2 separate regions of the Homo sapiens genome follow, and region 1 is linked to region 2. A link is a loop called in an ENCODE intact Hi-C map of the cell type or tissue named here. Cell type or tissue: ovary. All regions are shown on one strand. Each heading gives the region's core, and the rest is flanking DNA. Links, peaks and the distances in the headings are about the cores only. Region 1 overlaps IL27RA (interleukin 27 receptor subunit alpha). Region 2 overlaps CACNA1A (calcium voltage-gated channel subunit alpha1 A).

Region 1 (8,000 bases), core at 1-8,000, 770 kb after region 2:
GGGTCTCAGTATGTGACTGCTTGAGGCCAAGAGTTAGAGGAGACCAGCCTGGGCAACATAGCAAGACCCCATTTCTACAAAAAATTTAAAAATTAGCTGAACATTGTGATGCACACCTGTTATCCCAGCTACTCTGGAGGCTGAGGCAGGAGGATTGCTTGAGCCTAGGAGTTCAAGGTTGCAGTGATCTATGATCGCACTGCTCCAGTTACAGAGTGAGGTCGTGTCTCTAAAAAAAAAAAAAAAAAAAAAGAGAGAGAGGAAAGGGCCGGGCGCAGTGGCTCACGCCTGTAATTCCAGTACTTTGGGAGGCCGAGACAGGCGGATCACCTGAGGTCGGGAGTTCGAGACCAGCCTGACCAACATGGAGAAACCCTGTCTCTACTAAAAGTACAAAACTAGCCGGGAGTGGTGGCGCATGCCTGTAATTCCAGCCACTAGGGAGGCTGAGGCAGGAGAATCGCTTGAACCTGGGAGGCAGAGGTTGCGGTGAGCCAAGATCGCACCATTGCACTCCAAGCTGGGCAACAAGAACAAAAATCTGTCTCAAAAGAAAAAAAAAAGAGAGAGAGAAAGCAAGGAAGGAAGGGAGGGAGGGAGGAAAGAAGGGAGAGGGAGAGGAAGGGAAGGAAAGAAAGAAAAAGAGAGAGAGAAAAGAGCAGTTATGACCAGGTATGGTGGCTCATGCCTGTAATCTTAGCAATTTGGGAGGCCGAGGTGTGTGCATCACTTGAGGTCAGGAGTTCGAGACCAGCCTAGCCAACATGGTGAAACCCCATCGCTACTAAAAACACAAAAAAATTGGCCAGGTGTGGTGGCACACGCCTATAATTCTAGCTACTTGGGAGGATGAGGTGGGAGGATCACTTGAACCCAGGAGGCAGAGGTTGCAGTAAGCCAAGATCACGACATTATACTCCAACCTAGGTGACTGTCTTAAAAAAAAAAAAGAAAAAGAGCAGTTACTTTTATTACCCTCATTTTGTAGATGAGGAAACTGATGCACAGAGAAGTTAAGTCACTTACTCAAGGTCACACAGCTCTGAAGCAGCAGAGGTGGGATTTGAACCCAAGCAGAGCAGGCTGCAGCCACTCTGTTGGCACAAGGGTGGTTATCAGTGGCCCTGGCTCTAGCCGAGTGTGCATCTCATCCCCGCCTCTCTCCTCACAGCCGTTCCAACAAAACCCAGACTGTGGCAGTGGCAGCCGGACGGAGCTGGGTGGCCATTCCTCGGGAACAGCTCACCATGTCTGACAAACTCCTTGTCTGGGGCACTAAGGCAGGCCAGCCTCTCTGGCCCCCCGTCTTCGTGAACCTAGAAACCCAAAGTAACGTGGCAGGAGGGTGGGCGCTCTATGCGGGGTGGGTGCTCTTGGAGGGCGTGGCTCACTACACCCTAGTTTCCCCTTCCCCAGTGAAGCCAAACGCCCCCCGGCTGGGCCCTGACGTGGACTTTTCCGAGGATGACCCCCTGGAGGCCACTGTCCATTGGGCCCCACCTACATGGCCATCTCATAAAGTTCTGATCTGCCAGTTCCACTACCGAAGATGTCAGGAGGCGGCCTGGACCCTGGTGAGTGCTGGGGTCCTTTTCTCCCCACCCTATTCCGGGCGGGGACTGAGGCAACATCTCCTAATCTGAGACCCAGCCCAGGACTCATTCTGTGCCTGCCCCTGAGCCTGTATGCCTCCCACTCAAAATGCCTGCATGTGCCTCTTGTTCAGCTACAAATTCTCCTCCCATGGCTGGGCACGGTGGTTCACGCCTGTAATCCCAGCACTTTGGGAGGCTGAGGGGGATGGATCACTTGAGGTCAAGAGTTCGAGACCAGCCTGGCCAACATGGTGAAATCCCATCTCCACTAAAAATACAAAAATTACCTAGGCATGGTGGTGGGCGCCTGTAATCCCAGCTACTGAAAGCTGAAGCAGGGGAATCACTGGAACCCGAGAGGCAGAGGTTGCAGTGAGCTGAGATTGGGCCACTGTGCTCCAGCCTGAGCTACAGAGTGAGACTCAGTCTCAAAAAAAAAAAATTTTTTTTCTCCTGCCAAAATAATCTATCACCCGGTCACAGTGGCTCATTTCTAAAATCCCAGCACCTTGGGAGGCTGAGGCAGGAAGATTGTTTGAGGTCAAGAGTTTGAGACCAGCCTGGGCAGGATAGCAAGACTCGTCTCTAAGAAGTTAAAAAATAATCTGACCAGGTGCGGTGGCTCACACCTGTAATCCCAGCACTGTGGGAGGCCAAGGAGAGTGGATCACCTGAGGTCAGGAGTTCGGGACCAGCCTGGCCAACATGGTGAAACCCCATCTCTACTAAAAATACAAAAAAGTAGCTGGGCGTGCTGGTGGGTGCCTGTAGTCCCAGCTAATTGAGAGGCTAAGGCAGGAGAGAATCACTTGAACCCAGGAGGTGGAGGTTGCAGTGAGCTGAGATCGTGCCACTGCACTCCACACTCCAGCCTGGCAACAGAGCAAGACTCCGTCTCAAAAAAAAAAAGAAGAAGAAGAGTTCAGAATTGTGATTATTCATGCAATTCAGAGCAACACTGAGATGCAGAATTTTTTTTTTTTTTTTTGAGATGGCGTTTTGCTCTTAATTGCCCAGGCTGGAGTGCAATGGCATGATCTCGGCTCACTGTAACCTCCACCATCTAGGTTCAAGCGATTCTCCTGCCTCAGCCTCCCGAGTAGCTGGGATTACAGGCATGTGCCATCATGCCCGGCTCATTTTGTATTTTCAGTAGAGACGGGGTTTCTCCATGTTGGTCAGGCTGGTCTTGAACTCCTGACCTCAGGTGATCCACCCACCTGGGCCTCCCAAAGTGCTGGGATTACAGGCATGAGCCACTGCACCCGGCCCCCTTTTTTTTTTGAGACGGAGTCTCACTGTGTTGCCCAGGCTGGAGTGCAGTGGTGCCATCTCAACTCACTGCAACCTCCACCTCTCAGGTTCAAGTGATTCCCCCACCTCAGCCCCTCAAGTAGGTGGGATTACAGGCATGTGCCACCATGCCCAGCTAAGTTTTTGTATTTTTTTTAATAGAGATGGGGTTTCGCTATTTGGCCAGGCTGGTCTCGAACTCCTGACCTCAGGTGATCCACCCACCTCCACCTCCTAAAGTGTTGGGATTACAGGCGTGAGCCACCTCACCCGGCTGAGATGCAGACTTTGGAATCTGACTACCTCAGTGCTCAGCTCCAGCACACCAGCTCTGTGACCTTGGGCTAGTCACTTTCCCTCTCTGGGCCTCAGTTCCCTCGTCTGTAAAACGAGATAATAATAGAAGTTACCACTTCCTGCTATACCTAGCACATAGAGTGACCACCTTTTCTCTGTCTGCTCGGGACTGTGGCAATTTTTTTGACAGGCCCATGTTCTGGAAACCCCCTTGGTCCTGGGCAAATACAAATGGTTGCTCACTCTGCTGATAGATAAGTTCAAGTACCAGCTAGGCGCAGTAGCTCTAATCCCAGCACTTTGGGAGGCCGAGGTGGGCAGATCACCTAAGGTCAGGAGTTCAAGACCAGCCTGGCCAAGATGGTGAAACCCCGTCTCTACTAAAAATACAAAAATTGGCTGGGCTTGGTGGCTCACACCTGTAATCCCAGCACTGTGGGAGGCCGAGGCGGGCGGATCACGAGGTCAGGAGATCGAGACCATCTTGGCCAACATGGTGAAACTCTGTCTCTACTAAAATACAAAAAATTAGCTGGGCATGGTGGCGCGTGCCTGTAATCCCAGCTACTTGGGAGGCTGAGGCAGGGGAATCGCTTGAACCCAGGAGGCAGAGGTTGAAGTGAGCTGAGATCGTGCCACTGCACTCCAGCCTGGCGACAGAGCAAGACTCTGCCTCAAAAAAAAAAAAAAAAAAATTAACCAGGTGTGGTGGTGGGTGCCTGTAATCCCAGCTACTCAGGAGGCTGAGGCAGGAGAATTGCTTGAACCCAGGAGGGAGAGGTTGCAGTGAGCCAAGATCACACCACTGCACTCTAGCCTGGGCCACAACGAGACTGTCTCAAAACGAAAAACAAAGGAAAAAAAAAAAGATAAGTTCAAATACCCTTGACTCAGGCCCTGGGCCCATCACGCTCGCCTGTCTCTCCCCCAGCTGGAACCGGAGCTGAAGACCATACCCCTGACCCCTGTTGAGATCCAAGATTTGGAGCTAGCCACTGGCTACAAAGTGTATGGCCGCTGCCGGATGGAGAAAGAAGAGGATTTGTGGGGCGAGTGGAGCCCCATTTTGTCCTTCCAGACACCGCCTTCTGGTGAGGATATCTGGGCTTGCCCTCAATCCACGCCCCTCCCACCCCCAGAAGTCTGTCCAATCATGTCCCACTCATTTGTTCCCCGTTTCCTCATCCTTGCCAGCTCCAAAAGATGTGTGGGTATCAGGGAACCTCTGTGGGACGCCTGGAGGAGAGGAACCTTTGCTTCTATGGAAGGTGAGCTTCAGGCACCAGTTACATTTCTCTGCACGTGTTAGGAAACCCCTAAATAACAATGACATAAGGCCGGATGCAGTGGCTCACGCTTGTAATCCCAACACTGCTGTGGGAGGCCGAGGAGGGTGGATCACTTGAGGTCAGCAGTTGGAGACCAGCCTGGCCAACATGGTGAAACCCCATCTCTACTAAAAATACAAAACTTCACGGGGAGTGGTCGTGGGCGCCTGTAATCCCAGCTACTCTGGAGGCTGAGGCAGAAGAATCACTTGAACCCAGGAGGTGAAGGTTGCAGTGAGCCGAGATCACACCACTGCACTCCAGCCTGGGCAACAAGAGTGAAACTCCGTCTCCAAAACAAAAAACAAACAAAACCCAATGACATAAACAAGACAGAGTTTACCATGCTGCCCCCTTGAGGTTGCTTCGAAGATTCAAGGATGGGTTGCTAAAGTGGTCAGCACAGGGTGGGGCATGGAGCAAGTCTCCACCAATGTCAGCTGCTTCCGAGAGGTCTGAGCCATAAGGATGGGTGCAGATATTCCGGGCAGGGGCAGCAGATGCAAAAACCTGACAGCGAGACTGGAGCTCAGCTCCAGAAAATATAACACAGTGTGCTAAGAGTTTATTTATTCATTTATTTATTTTGAGATGGAGTCTCGCTCTGTTGCCCAGGCTGGAGTGCAGCAGCGTCATCTCATCTCAGCTCACTGCAACCTCCACCTCCCAGGTTCAAGCCATTCTCTGCCTCAGCCTCCCAAGTAGCTGGGATTACAGGTGCCCCCCCACCACGCCCGGCTAATTTTTGTATTTTTAGTAGAGATGGGGGTTTCACCATCTTGGCCAGGGGGGCCTTGAACTCCTGACCTCATGATCCAGCCACCTCGGCCTCCCAAAGTGCTGGAATTACAGGCGGGAGCCACCGCGCCTGGCCTGTGCTAAGAGTTTAAATGCTAGTATCAAAAGGGTATTAATAGGCTGGGCATGGTGGCTCATGCCTGTAATCCCAGCACTTTGAGAGGCTCAGGTGGGCAGATCACTTGAGGTCAGGAGTTCGAGACCAGCCTGGCCAACATGGTGAAACCCCATCTCTACTAAAAATACAAAAATTAGCTGGGCCTGGTGGCAGGCACCTGTAATCCCAGCTACTTAGGAGGCTGAGACAGGAGAATCGCTTGAACCTGGGAGGTGGAGGTTGCAGTGAGCTGAGCTCGAGCCACTGCACTCCAGTCTGGGCAACAAGAGCAAGACTCTGTCTCACAAAAAAAAAAAAAAAAAAGGTATTATAAAATGGCTGACAAGGTGCAATTATCCTCACTGATTCAAATCTGTGAAGCACCTGCTATGTGCCAGGTGGCATTGCTTGACCCTTGCTCTCAGTAAATAAGCAAAGGAACACGATGACAGGTGTGGTTTTCCACCTTCTTAGACCACACAATCCAGTATCTTTTATTTATTTATGTATTTGAGATGGAGTGTCACTCTTGTTGCCCAGGCTGGAGTGCAATGGGGCGATCTTGGCTCACCGCAACCTCCGCCTCCTGGGTTCAAGCGATTCTCCTGCCTCAGCCTCCTGAGTAGCTGTGATTATAGGCGCCCGCCACCACACCCGGCTAATTTTTGTATTTTTAGTAGAGACGAGGTTTCACCATGTTGGCCAGGCTGGTCTCGAACTCCTGAAATCAGGTGATCTGCCCACTCGGCCTCCCAAAGTGCTGGGATTACAGGTGTGAGCCACCGTGCCTGGCCGATATTTTAAAAAATTAAATCAGCAAACTAGAGTTCAAGGACCAACTGCCTGTTTTCAGAAATACAGTTTGATTGGAACCAAGACCAGGGTTAGGGAGGTGAGCAGGGTAGGGTCACACAGGTGCAGGATCAAATCCTGTTTTTACTTTAAAATCTTGATATTTTGGACCGAGTGGGTGGCTCATACCTGTAATCCCAGCACTTTGAGAGTCTGAGGCAGGAGGACCACTTGAGGCCAGGAGTTCGAGACCAGCCTGGGCAACATAGCAAGCTACCCATCTATACAGAGAATAAAACATTACCAGGGGCCGGGCACAGTGGCTCAGCCTGTAATCCCAACACTTTGGGAGGCCGAGGCGGGTGGATCATAAGGTCAGGAGTTCAAGACCAGCCTGGCCAAGATGGTGAAACCCCCATCTCTACTAAAAATACACAAATTAGCCGGGCGTGGTGGCAGGCACCTGTAATCCCAGCTACTTAGGAGGCTGAGGCAGGAGAATCTCCTGAACCCGGGGAGGTTGCAGTGAGCTCAGATTGCGCCACTGCACTCCAGCCTGGGTGACAGAATGAGACTCTGTCTCCAAAAAAAAAAAAAAAAATTAGCGGGGTGTGGTGGCATGCGTCTATAGTCCCAGCTACTGGGGAGGCTGAGGTGGGAGGATCACTTCAGCCTAGGATGTTGAGGCTGCAGTGAGCTATGATTGCACCACCGCACTTCAGCCTGTACAATAGTGAGAACTTATGTCAAAAAGAAAAAAAAAAAAAAGATGGCTGGGCGTGGTGGCTCACGCCTGTAATCCCAGCACTTTGGGAGGCCGAGACGGGCGGATTTTTTTTTTAAGAGACAAGGTCAGGAGATCAAGACCATCCTGGCTAACATGTGAAACCCCGTCTCTACTAAAAATACAAAAAATTAGCCGGACGTGGTGGCAGGCGCCTGTAGTCCCAGGTACTGGGGAGGCTGAGGCAGGCGAATGGCGTGAACCCGGGAGGCAGAGCTTGCAGTGAGCCGAGATGGCGCCACTGCACTCCAGCCTGGGCGACAGAGCGAGACTCTGTCTCAAAAAAAAAAAAAAAGTTGATATTTTGTTTGTCATGGGTTTTTAGGCATTAATTTTCATTTATTACAATACTGCATTAAAATATTATTTATCTCACTTATTGGGTTTTTGGTATCCCCCACTCCCTTTTAAATTTTGCACCTGGCCAGGTTTGCTGACTCACGCCTGTAATCCTAGCACTTTGGGAGGCTGAGGCAGGCAGATCACTTGAGGTCAGGAGTTTGAGACCAGCCTGGCCAACATGGTGAAACCCCGTCTCTACTAAAAATACAAAAATTAGCCGGGCGTGATGGCAGGCGCCTGTAATCCCAGCTACTCAGGAGGCTGAGGCAGGAACATCGCTTGAACCCGGGAGGTGAAGGTTGCAGTGAGCCGAGATCACGCCACTTCACTCCAGTCTGGGTAACAGAATGAAGACTCCGTCTCAAAAAACAAACAAACAAACAAACAAAAAATGCTTCACTGACCGGTGGTTTATCAGGTGACCTCAGGGAGACACATATATGTGCGTGATTAATGGGAGACATTAACCCCTTTTTCCCTTCATCTCTCAGGCCCCAGGGCCCTGTGTGCAGGTGAGCTACAAAGTCTGGTTCTGGGTTGGAGGTCGTGAGCTGAGTCCAGAAGGAATTACCTGCTGCTGCTCCCTAATTCCCAGTGGGGCGGAGTGGGCCAGGGTGTCCGCTGTCAACGCCACAAGCTGGGAGCCTCTCACCAACCTCTCTTTGGTCTGCTTG
Region 2 (11,276 bases), core at 2,007-10,006:
AGACCAGAAAGGAAATAAGCAGAGGACCCTGGGGTGGGGGGTGGGGGGCGGGTGGAGAGTTCAGCGCTCAGGCTGAGAACCTCAGAGCATCCATGCTCCTTCCAATGTGCCAACTATCCGATAACAAGGAAAGACAATAAGCAAAGTCCTCATAGGGTGAGAGACCTTCTCAGGCAAAAGAGGCCAGAAACCTGTAACGGGGAGAAGATTCCAAAACTTTTTAGGGAAAAAAGCAGTAGCTCCTATTCTGGTTTTCTAGCAGTTTGGCTCTTAGGTGTGCAGGAATGGCTTGATCAAGGCACCTGGCCAGCTGTGCTGGGCCTGCAGCCCTGCCCTGGGGGAGGAACAGCAGTACCAGATGGACTCTTGACAGTGGGGTGGGGAGGGTGTGGTAGGCGTGAGGTTTGAGGGTCTCCTCTCTCATCCCTTCGGCCATGATATAAAGATGCTCCCTGTTGGACTCATGTCCGTCGGCTCTTCCAAAACCCTGGGAGAGTCCCAGGCACTTGCCAGGATCCTACTGGCAAAATCTCACACCTCCCAGTTCCTGCATGATCTACAAGCCTGCCAGGGTTGACAGGATGGCCTGAAATCCCTATCCAGATCCTTTTCTTGCATAAGAATTAAAACAACAACATTCAAAATGGATTTTCAAGAGTGAAGGGTGGCTTTATGCCTGTACCAATTTCATGAGAACAATGTAAAAGCTTGACTCTGCAAACAGGCTGCCAAATTCCTGTGAGTTGTAGGCCAATTTGAATGCCCTTGTATAACTTGATATTTAAAAAGAAAACTCAGAAATTAAAAAAAAAGTCAACTCCCCAAAAGAATCATTCTGCTGTTTTTTTTTTTTTTTTTTTTTTTTGAGATGGAGTCTTGCTCCGTCACCCAGGCTGGAGTGCAGTGGCACAATCTTGGCTCACTGCAACCTTCACCTCCTGGGTTCAAGCAATTCTCCTGCCTCACCCTCCCGAGTAGCTGGGACTACAGGCCCTCCCCACCACACCCAGCTAGTTTTTGTATTTTTAGTAGAGATGGGGTTTCACCATGTTGGCCATGCTGGTCTTGGACCCCTGACCTCAAGTGATCCACCTGCCTCGGCCTCCCCAAGTGCTGGGATTACAGGTGTGAGCCATCGCACCCAGCTCATTCTGCTAATTGATCTCTGGTGGAAAAGAATTTTTGGTTCGCTTTTGCAGATTAGCTTTGTTTAAAAGAGGAGGCTAATTTTACCTCCAGAGAACCTAGAAACAGCATGTTGTAAACGATGGCCCATAATGGCAAAAGCTCAACAATTGAAAGGCTTGCTTCTGGGTCCTTTGTAGGTCATTCCCCTCCCTAAATTGTGATGGTCAACTCGGAGGATGGAGGTGGGACAGTCACCTCCTCAGCATTTTTTTTTTTTTTTGAGACAGAGTCTTGCTCTGTTGCCCAGGCTGGAGTGCAGTGGTGCAATCTTGGCTCACTGCAACCTCCACTTCCCAGGTTCAAGCAATTCTTCTGCCTCAGCCTCCCGAGTAGCTGAGATTACAGGCGCCTGCTATCACGCTTGGCTAATATTTGTATTTTTAGTAGAGACAGGGTTTTACCATGTTGCCTGGGGTTTCACCATGTTGCCCAGGCTGGTCTTGAACTCCTGACCCCAGGTGATCCATCTGCCTTGGCCTCCGAAAGAGCTAGGATTACAGGCATGAGCCACTGTGCCCGGCCCTCCTCAGCATTACAGTATGTCAGCTACAACAGAGGTCTGAGAGGAAAGTGACATTGGAGACCTGAACAGCTTGGGCTTGGTACCATTTATCTGTGCCACACTCAGTGGTGGTCACTGGGAGGATTCACAGGATAAAACCCATTCCCCTGGGCACAGGTGGCCAAGGTAAGCATTGTGTGTGGACAGGTGGATATGAGTGACATATTCACCCCACTGCCTGCCCTAGTGCCCTGAGCTACCTGCCACCTCTTGAGCCCTAGGAATCTTGGAGGCTGCTGAGCAGACCTTGCCCCAGAGGAAAGGGGCGGGGGTCCCTGCCTGAGCATGTCCTCCTGTGTCCTGGGATCTGCCTTTGTCTGAATACCATTCCTCATCAGAATGCAGGGTAGGGGGGCCAAGTCCCTGTTGCCAGACCGATGACAGAGGGTCAGCTTTCTCCAAGCTACACGGTCCAGGGGAGGCCCACATCACCCAAGGACATAGGTCATCAACAGTGCAGGGAGTGAGAGAGAAAGAGAGGGAGAGAGAGAGAGAAAGAGGAAAATAAAAAGATAGAAACTGAGAGGGGGTAAAAGGAGAAAGACGAACAGAAAGAGACAGAGAGAGGGAAGAAGAGAGAGGGAAGAGAGGGGAAAGGAGGAAGAGAAAGAGGGAGAAAGAAAAGGAGGGGAGAGGGAGGGAAGGGGCTGAAAGGCAGAGAGGGGTGGAGAAACCCGTAGGTTATTTCCATAGGAGAAGGATTCATTCCAGGCTGAGGGTGGTAAAACATTCTGGCTTTTCAGGATTTAAATTTTCTCATAGCATGATGTCTACCTGACAACTTGAAGGACCTGCTTAAATAGGTGATAGAGGGGGAGAAAAGTATATTTTATTATAATACATTCCTTTTTTTATTTTTGAGACAAAATCTTGCTTTCTCACCCAGGCTGGAGTGCAGTGGCATGATCTCGGCTCACTGCAGTCTCCATCTCCTGGGTCCAAGCAATTCTCCTGCCTTACCCACCTGAGTAGCTGGGATTACAGGCATCCGCCACCATGCCTGGCTAATTTTTGTATTTTTTAGTAGAGACAGGGTTTTGTCATGTCGGCCAGGCTGGTCTCGAACTGCTGACCTCAGGTGATCCCCCTCCCTTGGCCTCCCAAAATGCTAGGGTTACAGGCGTGAGCCACTGTGCCCAGCCTATTATAATACATTCTTATATATGCTGTTTATTAGCTAAAAAAATCATTTTTTGTGTGTGTGTGGGGGTGCGGCGGGAACAGTGCTAACTTGATAGGGAATGAATTGTATCTCGTTTTTATTTTACATTTCTCTGAATTCCAAGGGTTGATTTACCTCCATTTTTACTAGTTGCCAGCATTCTATCAGATTTCTGTTTATGTCCTTTGCCCATTTATCCATTGAGAAGTAGTGTTTCTTATTGATTTGTAACTGCTTTTCATATTTTAAAGACATGGACTCCTTGTCTTATTCGTCACAATCTTTGTCCCCTAATTTGATGTGCATTGTATTTTGTTTAATTAATTATTTATTTATTTACTTTTTAACCTACAGAACAGCTTGCTAAACCTGTTTTTTTTGTACTCATCACTATTAAAATTATTCAGTAACCATATAAAGCATAATATTCTAAATAGCAAATTCATTGATTTTTAATTTTTTAAACTTTTTATTTTTTTGAGACAAGTTCTTCCTGTGTTCCCCAGACTGGGGTGCAGTGGTGCGATTTCGGCTCACTGCAGCCTTGAACCTCCTGGGCTCAAGCAATTCTCCCACCTCAGCCTCCCGTGTAGCTGCTAGTGCAGGCATACTACCATGCCTGGCTAATTGTTTTTTTTTTTTTTTAGAGATGGGGTCTCCCTATGTTACCCAGGCTGGTCTTGGCCTCCTGGGCTCAAGCAATCTGCCTGTCTCAGCCTCCCAAAGTGCTGGGATTGCAGGTGTAAGCCACCGTGCATTGCTCTAGTAGTCAAATAGACACTGAAAAGCTTTGAGGAGAGGGAAGGATGTGGGGAGGGAGAGGAGAAGAGAAAAAGAAAAGAGTAAACGAACAAAAAGAGAGGAGAAAGAGGAGGAAGGAGTGAAAGAGAAAGAGAAAGAAGTATAATCAGCCTCCCAACCTTCATGATACATCTCCAGCTCTGAGGCATCCAAAAACTCTGGAGATTTTTTGTTCTAACACAACTTGACCTCATTGTGTTCCCAGAGAAGAATCTAAGTGTGGCCTACTTAACAGCCCTTCTACTGGAAATGGGCCACTATTTTGGCCCTCCTGACAAACCAAGTCCTCATTGTTTGGTGAGGGAGACCATTCAAGGGCCCCTCCAGATTGGCTCAGGAGGGAGCCTAGAGGCAGAGGCACAGGAGGAAGCCCCTGATTCTCTCACGATGGGAGTGAATGTGTCAAGATCCTTTCAAAACCTGTCAGGGAATCATTCACCATGATGGGCACAGCCAGGGTCCCCAAGATTTGTTTCTTGATTAAAGACTGATTAGATATTTTTCATCCCGCTCCAAATGTCTACAACTTCAGGAATGTACTGCTAAGTCTGCTATCAGGGCCCTAAGGGCTAATGGCCACTCACCTGTTGGGTACCATCTTGAAATAGTCACCCAGAACTTGGGGGCCATTTTGAAATGGTTGCCCTAGAACTTGGGTGCCATTTTGGAATGGTTACCCAGAACTAGGGTGCCACCTTGAGATGGCTGCCCAGAACTTGGGGGTCACCTTCGAGTAGCCATCCAAGACTTGGGGACCGTCTTGGAATGGCTACCCAGAACTTGAAGGCCACCTTGGAACTCAGGGACCATGTAAGAATGGCCACCAAGAATCCAGAGGCCATCTTAGCATGGTAGCCCAGAAATCAGAGGCCATCTTGGAATAGCCACCCAGAACTTGGATGCCACCTTGGAATGGTTGCCCAGAACTTGGGGGCCACCCTGGAACTCAGGGGCCATCTTGCAATGGCTGCCTAGAACTTGGGGCCATCTTGGAATAGCCACCCAGAGCTTGGGGACCATCCTGGAATGGCTACCCAGAACTTGAAGGTCACCTTGGAACTCAGGGACCATCTAAGAATGACCACCCCAAATTCAGAGGCCATCTTGGAATGATAGCTCAGAACTCAGGGGCCATCTTGGAATGGCCACCCAGAACTTGGATGCCATCTTGGGATGACTACTAAGAGCTTGGGTGCCATCCTGAAATGGCTGCCTACAACTGGGGCGCCATCTTGGAGCTGCAGGATGACACATGGCCTTTCAGAGGGCAGAGAATCCTAGGACTGCCAGGAGAAGTGAAAGACACACAAAGGGAGTCACCAGGTCTACAACTACGGGGCCTTCAGGCATAGGGAGGGGGTCAGAATTCTCATGCACATTCGTTTCCTGATTGTCTCTTTAGGGACTTTCCAAAGAGACAGCGGTTTGGGCGGCGCTTGTGGAGTAGTAGGGGGATGAGATGTTCCGGCGAGGCTAGTCTACAGGAAGCTGCACAGCAAGGGGCCAGTGATGTGGCTGAGGCCCGTTGCTGTGTGAGGAGGTAGAAGGTTGGCAGGAGGGGGGGTCCCTTCTCCTTCTTCCTCCATGGACATCATGCAAAAAGCCATCGAAGCTCTTCCTGGTGGCATGCTGATATCTCCCACGTCCCCGGAGCCCACACACCCCATCCCTAGACCCTGAGAACATGTCCTGTAATCCGATGTGTGGCCCAGGCTGGGGGTTGGGGGAAAAGAGGCAAGAGGAACCCTTGCGAGGAGACTTACGTGAAGGCAAAGGCTACCAGGGCCCCACTGACCACTATGAAGTCGAGAATATTCCAGAGGTCACGGAAGTAGGCACCCTGATGCAGGACGAGCCCCAGGTCAATCATCTGTGGGGGAGAAGAGAGGGTGCTCAGAACCCCCACCTGATCCCCACCCTGGGGTGCTGCCACCCACTCTCTAGCCTCTCGGGGAGAGGCAGGGAAGCCAATGAGGCCACCTCATCTTGCAGGGATGGGCAGTGGCCAGAGGACTCCAGGGAGGAGTGGGGAGCCCCTGCCCCATGAGGCGGCCCCCCTTTGCCTGATGGAAGCCAGCTCTGGCTTGCCGGCTCTTAGATCCAAACTTTGGGATCCTCTTTGATGCCTCTTTGTCCCAAATCCCTCATTGGTGGCTCTATCAGCAAAACTCACTGGCTCTATTTCCAGAACCTTCCAAGAATCTGTCCACTTCTCACCTCTTCTTTGGTCACCAGCCTGATCCTGTCCCCGTCATCGCCCATGGGGACCAGTGTGATCACCTGCTCACAGGTCCTCTGGCTTCCCACAGATGCCAAAGGGCACCTGTGAACACCTGGATCAAGTCCCTCCTCTGCTCAGAACACTCTATGGCCCTCACCTCACTCAAAGTAAGAGCCGAAGAGCCCTCTCTGTGATCCCCGGCACAAGGTGCCCCCTCACCTCCCCACTCATCTCTCTGTCCTTCGTTTCCCCACTGTTCTCTCACTCCGCCCAGCCACACCAGCTTCCTTGCTGCTCTTCAAACACACCAGGCATTTCTAATCCTCTGGGAGACTCATCCTCTCAAGGGGGGCATTCTTGGAGGCTCAGGATCTCCTGGAATCCCAGCTCTTTTTTTTTTTTTTTTTTTTGACAGAGTCTCGCTGTGTCACCCAGGCTGGAATGCAGTGGCAAGATCTCGGCTCACTGCAGCCTCCACATCGGCTCATTGCAGCCTAGGGTTCAAGTGATTCTCCTGCCTCAGCCTCCCGAGTAGCTGGGATTACAGACATGTGCCACCATGCCCGGCTAATTTTTGTATTTTTAGTAGAGATGGGGTTTCACCATGTTGGCCAGGCTGGCCTCAACCTCCTGATCTCAAGTGATCTGCCTGCCTCAGCCTCCCAAAGTGCTGGGATTACAGGCATGATCCACTGTGCCCAGCCCTGCACTTGCTTAAAAAAAAAAATTACCGTGTGTTCTCACTTATAATCTGCACTCACCTTGATCACCATCTCAAAGGTAAAGACGCCTGTAAAAACGTAGTCAAAGTATCGCAGCACCTGTAAGGGATAAAAGCAAGAGAGCAGTGGATCACTGGCCTGTTCCAGCAGAGCCCCGGTAAAACTAACGATCGCCTACTGGGGAGCAGAGTTTCTACCCAGAAGAGGAAACACAGCTGCTATATACAGTTGCGCAGGGCGTGCACTGCACAAGGGCCCCTCCCATCTCTTTTCATACTGCAGATTTGTATGTTGTGAATGAAATTGTCCAGCAGATGGCAGCAAATCCTAACAAAAAAATCACTGTACTAGGCCAGTTCGCTAACCCACGGGAAGGGTACCTTTTAAAATTTGCCCCAAGCCCTGTAGTGGATTAGAAGCGGCCCCAGAGAAGTTCAGGGCTGACTGTATCCTTCTTGGTGATGGATCTAATCCCCCAGTACCCTTGCTTTCCTGGGCATCCTGGGCGAGAAATAGTTGCTACGTGGTTTTTTTAAACACTGGGGCCAACTTCCTGCCACGGCATCTCTTCCTGCTTCAAGGCCAGGCCCCTGCCAGGGTAGGTTGATTTTTCCTGTGCCCCTCCCCAGGCCTGATGTTTCTGCCTGGACGAGCAATGTCCTCTGGCCCAGCCCCTGTCCAGGACACACCATAGCACACCTCTGGTGTCACCCAGGCCTGAAGATGAGGGTGCGCCGGCACAGTGTCTGGCTGGTGCTAGACATGGGGTGGACACCGGCTGGGCACGGTGGCTCGAGCCTGTAATCCCAGCACTTTGGGAGGCTGAGGCAGGCAGATCACTTGAGGTCAGGAGTTCGAGACCAGCCTAACCAAATGGCAAAACCCCGTGTCTACTAAAAATATAAAAAATTAGCTGGGCATGGTGGCGTGTGCCTGTAATTCCAGCTACTTGGGAGGCCAAGGCGTGACAGTCACTTGAACGTGGGAGGCGGAGGTTGCAGTGAGCCGAGATCGTGCCACTGCACTCCAGCCTGGGAGACAGAGACTGTCTAAAAAAAAAAAAAAAAAAAAAATCAGATCCACCCAGAAGCTGCAAGGGCTGAGCATTACTGAACATGGCCACCAGAGGGCGCTGTGAACACCAAAGAAGTCAGGCACATCCTTCCCCTGCTTACAATCCTCCGTGGCTCCCACCTCATTCAGGGATAAAAGTCAAAGTCCTCCCCGAGGCCCTCAAGCCCCTGCACGATCTGACCATTCAGCTCCCTGCCCTCACTTCCTCTCATTCTCTCCCTTGCTCACTTCCTTTTGTTCCCCAAGATGCTTCCACCTCAGGGCCTTTGCACAGGCTGTTCTGTCTCTCTGGAATGCTTTCCCCCACATCCCATTTGATTCCGTCTTTCTCCTCCTTTATGACTTAGCTCAAATAACACTTTCCCAGTGAGGACTCCCCTGACCGGCTGTTTAAATTCCATCTCCTGGTGCTTGAGATCCTCTTTACGAAGTCTCTCCTTCCCTCTGCCCACCACACCCCCGGCCACTTATCACTCCCTGAACATTTGTTGTAGTTACTGATAATCTCATTGTCCATCTCCCCCACCCAAATGTCAGCCCCACAAGGACAGGGATGTCTGTCTGTCACCATGGCGTCTCCAGCTTATAATACAGGGTCAGGAATACAGTAGGTGCTCAAGAAATGTTTGTTGAATGAATGCATCAACAGTTGGGGCTGTACTGGGTCCTGGAGGAGCTGGGCTCTGTGATCTGTGTGGTTATAACTTATATTCCTGTTATATGTGGTGCTTGAAGAGGAATCAGAGACCAGAGTGCCTGGGGTCAGGGTGAGGTGACTTCCTGGAGGGAGGGGCTGGTGCAAGGGGATTGGCTTGAAAGACCTGGGTGGGCAGAGGGGATGGTGGTGGGAGAGTATTTCAGGTGCACGAGGCAGTGGGCACAGCCTGGTCAAAGGCCTGGTGGTTTGTGGGCTCTGGGAGTGCAGGGACCATCTCATACCCTGTCAATCCTCCCTGGCTCGCTCAGTACCTGGCACATAGTAGTTGCTTATCAAATACTTACTAAAGGAATGAATGGAAGGAAAGAAGGAAGAGAGGGAGCTGGGAAAGGGCAGGCCGTGGGGGTCAGGTGAATCTAATTCTGGAGCTCTTAATAAGCTGTGCAAGAGGAAATCAAAAGACCAATAAATTAGGTTCAAGTATTCCTAATACTTAGATCTTTTTCATCTATTTGAAAATGTTATTTCCTGTGGCTCAGTCTAATCCAAAAAAGTGCTTGATCTCATTCATTACAGGGAAATGCCAAGCACAACCCCAATAAGATCTCACTCCACACCCAGCAGATCGGCCAAATGAAACAGTCGACAGTACCAAGTGTTGACAAGGATGTGGAAGAACAGGAGTTCCCATGAGCTACTGGTGCAAGGGCCACTGCGTTCATTTATTTTTTAATTTTTTTTTGAGATGGTGTCTCACTCTGTCACCCAGGCTGGAGTGCAGTGGCACAATCTTGGCTCACTGGAACCTCTGCCTCCCGGGTTCAAGCAATTCTTCTGCCTCAGCCTCCAAGTGTCTGGGATTACAGGCGCATGCTACCACGCCCGGCTAATTTTTGTATTTTTAGTAGAGACCAGGTTTTACCATATTGGCCAGTCTGGTCTCGAACTCCTGACCTCACGTGATCTACCCACCTTGGCCTCCCAAAGTGCTGGGATTACAGGTGCGAGCCCGGCCCACTGTGCCCGGCCCACTGTGTTTATTTTTATTTATTTATATATATTTTGGAGACAGGGTCTCGCTCTGTCGCCAAGGCTAGAGTGCAGTGACGCCATCTTGGCTCACTGCAACCTCCACCTCCTGGGTTCAAGTGATTCTTGTGCTTCAGCCTCCCGAGTAGCTGGGATTACAGTTGTGTGTTACCACGCCCAGATAATTTTTGTATTTTTGGTAGAGACGGGGTTTCACCATGTTGGCCAGGCTGGTCTCAAACTCCTGACCTCAGGTGATCCACCCGCCTTGGCCTCCCAAAGGGTCACTGTGTTTATTGTCCAATAAACATTCAAGCTGCATTTACTGAGGCCAACCACTTGCAAATTATATGCTCTAGAAACTTCGCTTTTGGTTTATACCCTGGAGGAATTCTTATTTATTGAGACAGGGTCTCGCTCTGTCACCCAGGTTGGAGTGCAGTGGTATGAACATGGATCACTACAGCCTTGACCTTCCAGACCCAAGTGATCCTCCCACCTCAGCCTCCCAAGTGGCTGGGACCACAGGTGTGCACCACCACGCTCGGTTAATTAAAAAAAAAAAAATTTTTTTTTTTTTTGGTAGAGGTGGGGGTCTCACTATGTTGCCCAAGCTGGTCTTGAACTCCTGGCCTCAAGCATTGCTCCCACCTTGGCCTCTCGAAGTGCTGGGATTATAGGCGTGAGCCACTGCATCTGGCCTCCTGGAGAAATTACTGTCCAGGTGACTCAGGAAACATGTTGAGGGGCGTGGCATGGGGACAGTATTCACACTTAGAAACAACCCAAACATCTGTCAACAGGGGATGGATAACACATCCCATGCCACACAGTAAATCTCAAAACAGCATCATAAAGAATGCTCATTGACCGGGCGTGGTGGCTCACGCCTGTAATCCCAGCACTTTGGGAGGCCAAGGCGGGCGGATCACTTGAGGTCAGGAGTTTGAGACCAGTCTGGCTGATAGTGTGAAACCCCGTCTCTACTAAAAATACAAAAATTAGCCGGGTGTGGTGGCGCCTGCCTGTAGTCCCAGCTACTCTGGAGGCTGAGGCAGGAGAATCGCTTAAACCCGGGAGGCGGAGGTTGCAGTGAGCCAAGATTGCACCACTGCACTCCAGCCTGGGTGACAGAGCAAGACTCCATCTCAAAAAAAAAAAAAAAAAAAAGAATGCCCATCAATCCTGCAAAAGCAACATGTACTCATTTAATGCGAAGCATAGAAGTGTCTCATTTATTGAATGTTACAGAAGAGCAAACATAAATTCAGTTTTTAAGAATTGGCCAGTGTTGGCCAATTACAGGCATGTAAGAATTGGAATTACATGCCTGTAATTCCAGAGCTCTGGGAATCTGAGGAGGGAGGATTGCTTGAGGTCAAGAGTTCGAGACCAGCCTGGCAACATAGCGAGGCCCGTTTCTACAAGCATTTAAAAATTAGCTGGGTGTGGTGGTGCATGCCTGTGGTCCTAGCTACCTGGGGGGCTGAGGTGGGAGGATCACTTGAGCCCGGGACGTTGAGGCTGCAGTGAGCCATGATCACGTTACTGCACCCCAACCTGGGCGACAGAGAGAGACATTGTCTCTTAAAAAAAAAAAAAAAAAAAGCCTGTGCAGGTGGGAAAAAGAGAGAAGCCAAAAACGCTCATTCCAGAAGCTGGGGTCGTGGTTACCGGTAAGGCAGGGTTTCTCAAGCTGGGCTCTGTGGACATTTGGGTCTGGATCATCCTCTAGAGTGGGGGCTGTCCTGGGCATCGGCGGGTGCTGAGCAACATCCCTGGCCTCCACCCACCAGATGCCAGGAGCACCTCCCCCCTCCTGTCGTGACAACCAAAAATGTCTCCAGACAGTGTCCCCA

Evidence for each region. A loop is a pair of places that touch in the nucleus more often than their neighbours do. Peaks named below come from ENCODE experiments on the same cell type or tissue, not always from the same donor. Only the 100,000 strongest peaks of a DNase experiment are listed, where the experiment ranks them.
Region 1: a loop joins it to region 2, with 5 times the contacts of the local background. A loop is called at or near these places in 2 of 110 quality-filtered maps.

Annotation. Positions count from the first base shown.
Region 1 is chr19:14,038,337-14,046,336 of GRCh38, forward strand. IL27RA (interleukin 27 receptor subunit alpha) reads left to right here. Exons shown (of 14, transcript NM_004843.4): 3 at 1,172-1,329; 4 at 1,417-1,574; 5 at 4,117-4,276; 6 at 4,380-4,453; 7 at 7,818-8,000. Among named protein-coding and RNA genes, the nearest start is that of IL27RA, 11 kb to the left of the region's middle. RefSeq lists an enhancer at 4,483-4,983. In ovary, for the core only: a CTCF peak has its summit at 4,906 (motif pointing left); no DNase peak of the experiment used is centred there.
Region 2 is chr19:13,270,374-13,281,649 of GRCh38, forward strand. CACNA1A (calcium voltage-gated channel subunit alpha1 A) reads right to left here. Exons shown (of 47, transcript NM_001127222.2): 23 at 6,696-6,755; 24 at 5,477-5,583. Among named protein-coding and RNA genes, the nearest start is that of IER2, 130 kb to the left of the region's middle. RefSeq lists enhancers at 4,631-5,830, 4,931-5,010, 5,031-5,100, 5,121-5,170, 7,269-7,438 and a silencer at 6,889-6,948. In ovary, for the core only: a CTCF peak has its summit at 6,960 (motif pointing right); no DNase peak of the experiment used is centred there.